2 separate regions of the Homo sapiens genome follow, and region 2 is linked to region 1. The links are chromatin loops, found by intact Hi-C in ENCODE. Cell type or tissue: IMR-90. All regions are shown on one strand. Each heading gives the region's core, and the rest is flanking DNA. Links, peaks and the distances in the headings are about the cores only. Region 1 has its middle 650 kb from the start of NECTIN3-AS1. Region 2 overlaps LOC124906267 (a long non-coding RNA gene).

What was found. A loop is a pair of places that touch in the nucleus more often than their neighbours do. Peaks named below come from ENCODE experiments on the same cell type or tissue, not always from the same donor. Only the 100,000 strongest peaks of a DNase experiment are listed, where the experiment ranks them.
Region 2: a loop joins it to region 1, with 4 times the contacts of the local background. A loop is called at or near these places in 3 of 110 quality-filtered maps.

Annotation. Positions count from the first base shown.
Region 1 is chr3:110,417,851-110,423,243 of GRCh38, forward strand. No RefSeq gene overlaps it. Among named protein-coding and RNA genes, the nearest start is that of NECTIN3-AS1, 650 kb to the right of the region's middle. In IMR-90, for the core only: no CTCF peak of the experiment used is centred there; DNase peaks (open chromatin) are centred at 2,431 and 2,731; H3K4me3 peaks cover 280 bases; H3K27ac peaks cover 2,615 bases.
Region 2 is chr3:109,729,051-109,734,443 of GRCh38, forward strand. The region is part of intron 2 of LOC124906267 (a long non-coding RNA gene); the gene reads left to right. Among named protein-coding and RNA genes, the nearest start is that of MIR4445, 130 kb to the left of the region's middle. In IMR-90, for the core only: a CTCF peak has its summit at 3,022 (motif pointing right); a DNase peak (open chromatin) is centred at 3,051.

The DNA.
Region 1 (5,393 bases), core at 76-5,075:
TTCTGCACAGCAAAAGAAACTATCAATAAACAGACAAGCTATAGCGTAGGAGAAAATATTTGCAAACTATGCATTCAACAAAAGTCTAATATCCAGAATCTATAAGGTACTTAAGCAATTCATCAAGCAGAAAACAAATAACTTTGTTAAAAAGTGGGCAAAAGACATAGGCAGACATTTCTCAAATGAAAACATACAAGTAGCCAACAAACATATTAAAAAATGTTCAACATCACTAATCATCAGAGAAATTTAAATCCAAACCACAATGACATACCATTTCACACCAGTCAGAATGGCTACTACCAAAAACAAACAAACAAACAAACAAAAAACATGCTGGTGAGGCGTCAGAGAAAAGGAAATGCTTATACACTTTTGGTGGGAATGTAAATGAGTTCATCCACTCTGGAGAGCAGTTTGGAGATTTCTCATAAAACTTAGAACCACCACTGGATCCAGTAATACCATTACTGGATATATATCCAAAAGTAAATAAATTGCTCTAACAAAAAGACATAAGCACTCATATTCATCACAGGGCTATTCACAATAGCAAAGACATGGAATCAGCCTAGGTACCCATCAATGGTGGATCCATAAAAAATAATGAAATTATTTCTTTGTGACAGTATGGATGCAGCTAGAGGCCATTATTCTAAGCAAATTAACACGAGAATAGAAAACCAAATACTGCAGATTTTCACCTACAAGTGGAAGCTAGACACTGGGTACTCATGGACATAAAGACAGCAATAGCAGACACTGGAAACTACTAAGATGGGGAGACAAGGAGGGGGCCAAGAGTCCAAAAGCCACCTATTGGGTGCTATACTCACTACCTGGGTGATGGGATCATTTGTACCCCAACCTCAGCATTACATAAGGTATCCATGTAACAAACCTGCACATATACCCCAAATCTAAAATAAGAGTTGAAATTATAGATAAAATAAAAGTTTTATCAACATATATGTATCACTATATGTATTATATTATGTATAATTAATATAATAAATATGTATCAATAAAATATATTTTTTCCAGCCAGTCATTCATGTTACCTGTCCTCCTGTTCTTTAACCTCACAAAAATAAAATTGGGCTTTCAAAGTTTTTTTTCCTGTTGCCCAGTAGAAAAAAAATGTTGTGGCTTCTACTTAAAGTCATCTAATTTAACATCAAGGCTAAAACAGGGAGAATATCAAGAAGCTTAAGTATGTGGACAGAGAAGGAGACATTTTCATAAGTGTTAAATAACAAACAGAGAAATTTTCCTGAATGCTTCACTTCACATGACATTTGCCTTCATAAAGATTGCTCAGTACAGAAAAAAAAGAACTTTGAGAAACCCTTGAAAAAATGTATGAGATAGAACTGAACAGGCATGAGCTGTCATGCCTAGGATAAGTCAAAGAAGGAAGTCACCATGAAACATACAAAACAAAAGTGACATGGGAATCACGAGGTCATAGAATTAAGCCTGCCACCCGGTGGAATGTCACACAGCATGCAAATTAAAATTAAGGTCTCAGTACTGAGCTACTCAAGTAAAGGGATGAGCATTGTTGGAATATACCTTGAGTTGGACACACAAGTCCACTATGGTGAGATGTTTTTTAATGTCTCTACTAAACCTAATTTGATTCTGCAGAATATCTGCCTTAAAGTAACATTACATTTAGGTCTATCTAACTCCATTCTTTTGAAATACAAATTGGCCTACCCACTTAGTTCTCCATATGTAATATGTCAGGAATAAGAATTTTTCTTTGTAATAACTAGTCACATTAATAAACATTTCTTAGTATCTTTTGATACATAGAACAGACTCTTGCTTGAGTATTAGGAAATATGAAGAAAGTTTATTGCCCTGTGAGAAATTCGTAATTGGTCACTTGGTGAATTTGTACTTTATTGCTTTTCCTCTGAGAAATGCATTCCTTGGTTTATAAGACCTTGAAATCTCTAAGATAAAGAAATTTTGTTTCTATTAATGTTGAGAAACGTCATCACTATTATGTTTTTATGGTTGGATCTTTGGTGGTTACCCATTATCATTACAGACAACAATTTCACACTGTGCCTCTAACATTCTCAAATATATGAATTAACAAAGAAATTGTATGAAATCCTGAGAAGCACAGAAAAATGTATGTCTTTTTTTTTCTTAAGCTAGATATTTAAGAACAAGGCACAATACATCTTGAAAAAAAGATTTATAGAACTAATAAAATCTTGGCAAATAAAGCATTATGATTCCATTCACAAATGTGATAAAGACAGTAAGCTAAACTTTCAAAGCTGCATCTTAGACACTTTATCCTAACTAGGTTTTCTAAGATTTAACCACCCATGCGAATTACTATGTGTTGTGAATTTCAAGTACCATTTTTGCCTTTATTTATTGGATCTGCTAATTTTTCACTTCTGAGTCACAGCATTCCAGCTGAGTAATCATTGCATCATTATTTTAAAAAAAGGAAAGAAAGGAAGGGAGGGAGGGAGGAAGGAAGAAAATTATAAAACTCATAACTTTTTTGCAAAACAAAACCATGTTTTCCTCCAAAATACAAGAATTGACAGCAGAGTTTATGCTTTTCTCACAATTGCAAATACAGTTGACCTTTGAACAACATGCATCTGAATTGCACGAGTCCACTTATACATGAGTTTTCTTCTGCGTCTGCCACATCTGAGACAGCAACACCAATTTCTTCTCTTCTTACTCCTCCTCAGCCTACACACTGTAAACACAATGAGGATGAAGACCTTTATGATGATTCATTTCCACATAATAAATAGCAAATATATTTTCTCTTCCCTGTAATTTTCTTAGTAACATTGTTTTTCCTCTAGCTTATTTAATTGTACAAATTCAGTTGTACAAATTCAATTGCACAATTAAATAAGCTAGAGGAAAAACAATGTTACTAAGAAAGTATATAATACGTATATAAAAGCATATAATACATATATAAAATATGTGTTAATAGACTATGTTGTCAATAAGGGTTCTGGTCAACAGTAGGCTATTACTAGTTAGAAGTTAAAGGAGTCAAATGCTACATGTGAGTTTTTCATTGCATGGGGGTTGGCGCCTCTAACAACCGCATTGTTCAAGAGTCAACTGTACTTTTCATTATTAAAAAAAGAAAAAACTATACTCACTAAAAACTTAGTTGCTGATAGAAGCACTCCTAGCATCAAAATCTGTATTACCCAGAGTTTTCCAGAGAAACAGAATCCACAGGCTATGAGTGTGTGTGTTTATATGTTAATATCTAAATGTATATATATAAGCAGAGGTTCATTTTAAAGAATTGGCTCATGCAATTATGGAGGCTCAGTGTATCCAAAATCTTGTAACGTTGGTCACCGGTCTGGAGACTCAGGGAAGAGTTGAAGTTTGAGTCCAAAGGCTGTCTGTGGCAGAATTTATTCTTGTTGTGGAGGTTGAGTCTTTTTTTTCTATTTAGGCCTTTAATTGATTGGATGAAGCCCACTTATGTTACAGAGGGCTCTTTTCTTTACTCAAAAGTTCCCTGACTTATATGTTAATCTCATCTAAAAAACACCTTTACAGAAAACATCCATAATAATGCTTCATCAAATATCTGGGCACCATGGCCCAGCTGAGTTGACACATAAAATTAACCATCACAAACATAGATATAAAACCAGTTCTATCAACAGAAGAAAAACTCAAGGAGAGAGAAACATTGTTACAAGGCCAGGTACCCATTGCCCCTTTTATCTCAGCTCAGATGTGCCTGCAGTATGTTTAAAAGAGCACAAAGCCCAGTTACCAAAACTGTTTCTTCTGAAAATCATGCATGTGTGTGTTTATGTGTGCATAGCCCAGATGTATTATTCTAATGGAAATTTTAAGCAACATGGAATAATATTTTAGAATTTGTAAATCCTTACATATCACCATGTCATCAGTGACCTTATCTGTAGACAGAGTATCTTCCATTCCCCATCCCCTAAGCCCTAAGGGAGAAATATTTTCTGCTTCTTTATTTCAATTTTCTCTCTTAGATTGGATTGCCTTGCTGTCTAAATATGAAGCATTTTGTGACCAACTGTATCAAGTGCCTTTCTTCTCTATATTCATAACTCTTCATAAATTATCTATTCTTTGTTAAATTTGTGGGAATTCAAAAACAGTGCATTTCAAACTTTTTAAATGAATGTCATGTGTATATCATTGGGGTCAACCATTTTAAAGGACAATGGTTGTAGAAAAGCAGCTCTTTCATACATTCTACATTTTGATTTTGTTATGGTTTGACAGTGTCTCCCCAAAAGCAGGCATTGAAAACTTAATCTCCAGTGGAAGTTTTGGGAGGTGGGGCCTAATGAGAGGTGATTAGGCCATAAAGACTTTGCCCTCATGAATAAATTAGTGGCTTTATCACAAGAGTGGGTCTCTTGTAAAAAGACAGTTTTGCCTTCTTTTGTCTCTCCCTTGCCCTCTCTTTGCCCTCCCACTCTTCTGCTATGGGATGATGTAGCGAGAAGACCCTTGAAAGATGCTGGCATCTTGATCTTGGACTTTCCAGCCTCCAGAATGTGAGAAATAAACTTATGTTCCCTACAAATTACCCAGTCTCAGATATTCTATTATAGCAGCACAAAACAGACTAAGAGATTATCTGAGCTTTTGCAGCAGTACCCTGAGAATAGTCAGTAAGAATTATTAATGACAATGATGATAGTGATAGTGGTGAAGATAGTGAGAGTGGTGGTAATGCGGAAATGACAAGAAAGTAAAAAGGGCAATCGTGAGAATAATCTCTAAGTCAAGACTGAACATAAAGTATCACAGTCCAACTTGAATTCCACCATTTAAGATAACATTATTTACTATTTTCATTTCAACCTTCTATATTTGCTAGATTTTCTTTGCCAATACCAGCGAGAAATTGGCCAAGAACTATGTTACAGACCAACTACATGTCCCTTGTGGGACTGATTAATTAAAACCTGGCACTGATGAGATAAAGCTGATCCAGAAAGTGGTCGCTAGCAATATATTCCTTAGGGATTCCCAAGATTAGCTAGTAATAGGCACCTGAGGGCTATGTGACTAGCTAATATACAAGCTGAAGGGATTTCAGAGCTTTCCTTGAGTCAAGTTCATCTGCTCATGCTCAGCTTCATCTCTCATGACTTTGCATGTTTCAAATATAGAATAATTATGACATTAGAAGTTGGGCCTGGGGCTCACAAAACCTCCACTTTGCTGTTTCTGCGCATGCTGTGTTTGGTCCTGTCCAGTATTATTTCTTAAAGATAAGTAGACAATGCTGGGTAAAACCTATTGTGTCTCATGATTTTGACTGTTCATTTGAACTCAAGAAAACAACTACCAGTGGAGTCAAGTGA
Region 2 (5,393 bases), core at 275-5,274, 690 kb before region 1:
AGATATTGATTGACCATGTGTTACTTTGGGAACAACAGCTGACTTCTTTCCTTAGTAAGATAATGAGAAAATTACTGACCTCCTCTCCAGAGAGGTTTGGCAAATAGAGGATTACAAAATGCTTTGCATTAGAAGTGCTAAATATTCTTCTAAGTGCTTTCATTTTTCTTGGCATAGCAGTGTTCATTTATGGACCATTTTATGGGAAGGCTTTAACCAGGAAGTACATGTGACTATGTTTAGTCACTGCAAACATCTGTACATTCAAGAGGATCTGACTAAAAGGGAGTTCTAGAACTACAAACATAGCCTGACAGCCTGACCATGTGCCTGTAAATGAGGACACCAAGAGCTCCCATTCCATGTTTTCCAGATGGGCTCACTCTTGAGCTATAAGACCTGCAACTTAGCCATTCTGAATCGTTGCCTACTCACTGTTAGACACTCCTAATTGTGCCATTACTGGGTAAGGTAGAAAACAATGTGATTGAGATTAGATGGAATTCAGCACAGAAAAGGAATCTCAAGGCCACGGTGGCATGGCAGTCTAACGTGACTGGAGCTATTCCAGTATTGGCGAACACTTTAAAAAGAAAACAAATGGGGGACCAACGAACATTTCCCTTGTCACTGTTTCAACACCTCAAGGCAGAGCTCTGTTTCGCCACTGAATTTTTTTTCATTTTTTCATTTTTTAATTTGAGACGGAGTCTCTCTCTGTCACCCAGGCTGGAGCGCAATGGCGCGATCTTGGCTCATTGCAACTTCCACCTCCCGGGTTCAAGTGATTCTCCTGCCTCAGCCTCCCGAGTAGCTGGGATTACAGGTGCCTGCCACTATGCCCAGCTAATTTTTGTATTTTTAGTAGAGACAGAATTTCACTCTGTTAGCCAGGATGGTCTCAATCTCCTGACCTCGTGATCCACCTGTTCTCAGCCTCCCAAAGTGCTGGGATTACAGGCATGAGGCACCGCGTCCGGCCCTGAATTTTTAAATGGAAGTGTGTGTTTCCATCGCATTTGTTTTCCTGACAGTTCAGGTGGTATGAGGTTTCCCCAGGCCAGCTGCAGCCCACTTGCCCTTGGCTCCCTGCTTCTCTGTGGTGCATCTTCCTAGCCTCCTCATAGCTTAAGGGTTTTCAAGCACACTGAGTTTGTGTTAGTAAAATATTTAGTTGCACTAGAATCTACAACTTGCAAAGGTCCTCCAGCAGAACTGAGAAGAAATTATTGTAAAAAGATGACTACCTCCCCTCTTTAAAGACACACACACACAAACACACACACACACAGAGAGAGAGAGAGAGAGAGAGAGAGAACTGGAGAACTGCCACATATCTAGTGAAGGGTGTAGCTGTTACTACACTTAGCTCCTCCACGCTCACTCTAGCACCATGTATAACTACATTCTAAGACCTGTTTTAAGGCCACCATGTGATTCTGTATGGACTTCAGCCTGCCCAACTACACCTTTGCTCAGACCCTTTCTAGGTACTCACTAGGTTCATTTGCTCTCCCTCAACTGTTTGGTGAGTACCTTCTCTGTGATAACACAACTCAAGGTAACAGGAAGAAACACAGTTAAAATCCCTTCCTTTATGGAATTTGAACTGTAGATTTGGAGACTCTGTTTTTGAACCTGTAAGTTACAGTACAACTTCAGATAGTAACAAGTGTCAAGAATAAAATAAGCTGGGGAAAGAGAGTTATAGAGTTAGAGTTGTCAGGGAAGGTCTCTCTTGATGTACAAAAAGCTGTGCACGTTTTATGTATACAACTCCATCCATTTGGAGATAAGTGTACACCCATTGTATTAGTCCATTCTCATGCTGCTAATAAAGACATACTCGAGACTGGGTAATTTATAAAGAAAAAGAGGTTTAATGGACTCACGGTTCCATGTGGCTGGGGAGGCCTCACAATCATGGCAGAAGGCAAAAAAGGAGAAAGGCAGGTCTTATGTGGCGGCAGGCAAGAGAGGACATGTGAAAGGGAACTCCCTTTTATAAAGCCATCAGATCTTATGAGACCCATTCACTGTCATGAGAACAGTACGGAAAAGACCTGCCCCAGAATTCAACTACCTCCCACTGTGTCCCTCTCATGACAGGTGGGAACCATGGGAGCCACAACCTGAGATTTGAATGGGGACACAGCCAAACCACATCACCCATGAAATCATCACTGTCACTTATTACTCATCATTATTATTATTGCAGTAAGAACACAATGTATGATCTACCTTCTTAGTAAGTTTTTAAGTATACAATAGTGTTACCTATAGGCACTATGCTATGCAATAGATTCTAGGACTTATTCATCGTGTATAACTGGAACTGTGTACTCTTTGACTAATATCTCCCCATTCTCTCTTAGCCCCTGAAAACTGCAGTTCCACTCTCTGCTCCTATGGGTTTGACTATTTTAGACTCAGCATATAAGTCATGTCGCGTAGTGTTTGTCCTTCCGTGTCTGGCTTATTCCATTTAGCGTGTTCTCCAGGCCATTCACGTTGTAGCATGTGACAGGATTTTCTTTTTTTAAGACTTTATAATATTTCATTTTTTGTACATACCGCATTATCTTTATCCATTTGTCTGTCGATGAACATATAACACGTTGCTTCCACATGTTGGCCATTGTGAATCATGCTGCAGTGAGTACAGGGATGGAGATGTATGAGTCTGGATCTTAAAGTGTGCCTGCTTGTGTCTAGTGATCATGTTTCCACCAGTCTCATCAGGTGTTGCCATGTCACCTGAAGCCAGACAACCCTACTGGAGCTGTGGTTGGCTGAGCCGCAGTTCTCTATAGCACTCAAAGGAAGGGCATTCTTTATATATAAATTGCTTCTATGTTTCACAATTTAGGCTTGGAAAAAATAGATAAAATCTGCTTTTTTGTGTTCTTCATCATTGTCTGAATACTTCTTTTTCACTAAACGTAATCCTTAAAAACCACCTGAAAATGATGTGAGAAAGATGTTCCTCTCACCCCTATGTGAGCAAGGCTGTAGTGACAAGATTTGGCCACTAGATGGTGGGTATATGTCAGTACTGTGCAGTAATAACAGTGTTTCTCTTTGACAAAGGAGTCAAAGAATAAGTTAATGTATTAAAGAAACACAAAATACATGTGCATTTAAAATTCTGTTTGGTTGAAATAATTGGCAAGAGAAAAAAGAAAAGATAAAAAAGCACCATTTTCTGCAGTCCACGTTTTGTTTTTACATTTTTCCTTGAGAGGATTTTTGGCTTCTTTTTAAAATGGTCTTATGACATGAAATACTCATATATGTAAGACAGAAACCCCACAGATCATGGCTATAGCTGTGGAGCAGATTCCTCTTACTCCTCATTTCATCCGCTGAACTGAGACCTGTTTTCCAGCAGAAAGTGTCTTTTGCCATCTTTGTGCCTCCAGGAACTTGCATAAGTCTTGCAATGTCTTAGGTGTTCAATAATTCTTATTTTAAAAAATGAGCAAATGAACAAAATCTGTTTCCTTCTGCATTTTTTTTCCAGTAAGAGGGAAAGGTCTTCCCCTGTTTTTCTCTCTTCCACTTGCACTCATGAACATTTTCACATGAGGAAGGAAGGAAAAAGTATATCCTATTTTCCAGACACTATTTTTCAGACACCATAAAGCACACCATCTTAGAAACAGGAAGCCTTAAGGACTAAGGAAGAGGTGGGAACATGGACCACAGTTGGAATTGCCAAAGCCCAGGATCCTGTAGGGTCCTCCCAGTGTGCACTCTCAGACTCTCTCCCTTTTGCATGAACTATGGTGGCACTGGTGGGGAATTACCTTCATTAATTGATTGTCTGGGAGATTACCTATAGTCAGGGAACCTGACTCTATTACACACCTTTCTCTTTCCAGTGATTGACACTTTGCCGGGCATAGAGTAGGTATCTGAAATAATAGACTCCCCATTGTTTACTTTCTTATTGACAGACTGAAATCTTGAGTTAATGTAATACCTAGAACTGTCCATAAAGTTTTGGGTAAATAATGCAAATATGAGCGATTGTGACTGTATTGAGGTATCTGTGATGACTGAGAATTGCTCAGATCTCAAGTTTTCTTCATGAGATAATTTGAATGTTCAGTGCATTATACTTCATGCCTTTACCTGAAATGTATCACTCAGTGTGAATGCTCACTGTATTTCTTTATTGATTAAAATGAAAGAAACAGAAAAGTAAAAGATTAGAATTTCGTTCTCTTTTTTATGGCCAGAAAATAAAAGGCAATTACTTCCCCCTCTAGTCATATGGTTACATTTATTTGGTAAGTGGTATTATAATAGAAGTGCATGGATTTCACTTATACTTAAATTTTATTAAAATGATCTTCAAACTTTTTAGTGCTACTAGACATGCTTTGGGGGTCTCAAGTATTGCTTTAAACATATGACCCATCTCTCCTATGCAGAGATTCTTGCTGTGATGAAATTTTTTTGGATAAGAAATTATCTGAACCATTATATGTTTCCCGATGTGTCTTCTGAGAAGAGTCTAGTTATAATATTCCCGGAAAGCTCTTCCTTGTTTATCTTAGTTTCTTTACAAGCCTTGTCTTAGAGTGTCAGTAAGAACAATAATCACTTATATGTGCATAAGGCTTTACCTTTTTAAAGGTGTTATATACACTTTTATTCATTTCATCCTCACAGTAATAAATTAAGCAGTATGGAGAGACCCACTTTACAGATGAGAAACAGAGGCTGAGATATTTTCCAGACACATTCATAGCAATAATACTGAAGGCAAAAAAAATTAGGTTCCAATTATAGTTTTCAGATTCCTCATTTTTTCCTGACCCATGCCATTTCTCAATTGTGCTAATATCAGTTCATTAGAGAAGGTGGCTTTGGAGTAAGAACTTGTTTTATTTAGCACACCTGAAAGGGCATCTCAATAACAGTCTCTTGGCTAGTAGCCTTTTTCTTATTCATAATATAGAGAAAGAAGCTCTATAATGATTAGCCAATATCTGCCATGTATTCCAGGCCCCTGACAATGAGCACACGAGCATTGGTGTTACTATTTTTGGGTACAGCATTTATTAATAGATTAGATATTACTTGGGGAAAAGGGCAATGCTTCATCAAAAGACAAAGTGCTAGCTTTGATATCTCTTTGTGCAGCTGCTGAACATTTCTAGTGCCTGCTTCTAATCTAAAGACTAGCTGGTGGATTTGCCCTTTTTCTTGTGAAATATCTGTTCTTATGAGAAACTAGTATCAATGCATATTGAGAATTTTTATGTCTTATTAAAGGTTGTTCACTGATATTTGTAGGATCCTGCAGCACCTACCACGTTATTATCAGGCAAATTTTAACTTTCTTTGAGAGAAATAATGTTATGAAAAGAGTTCTTCAAAAT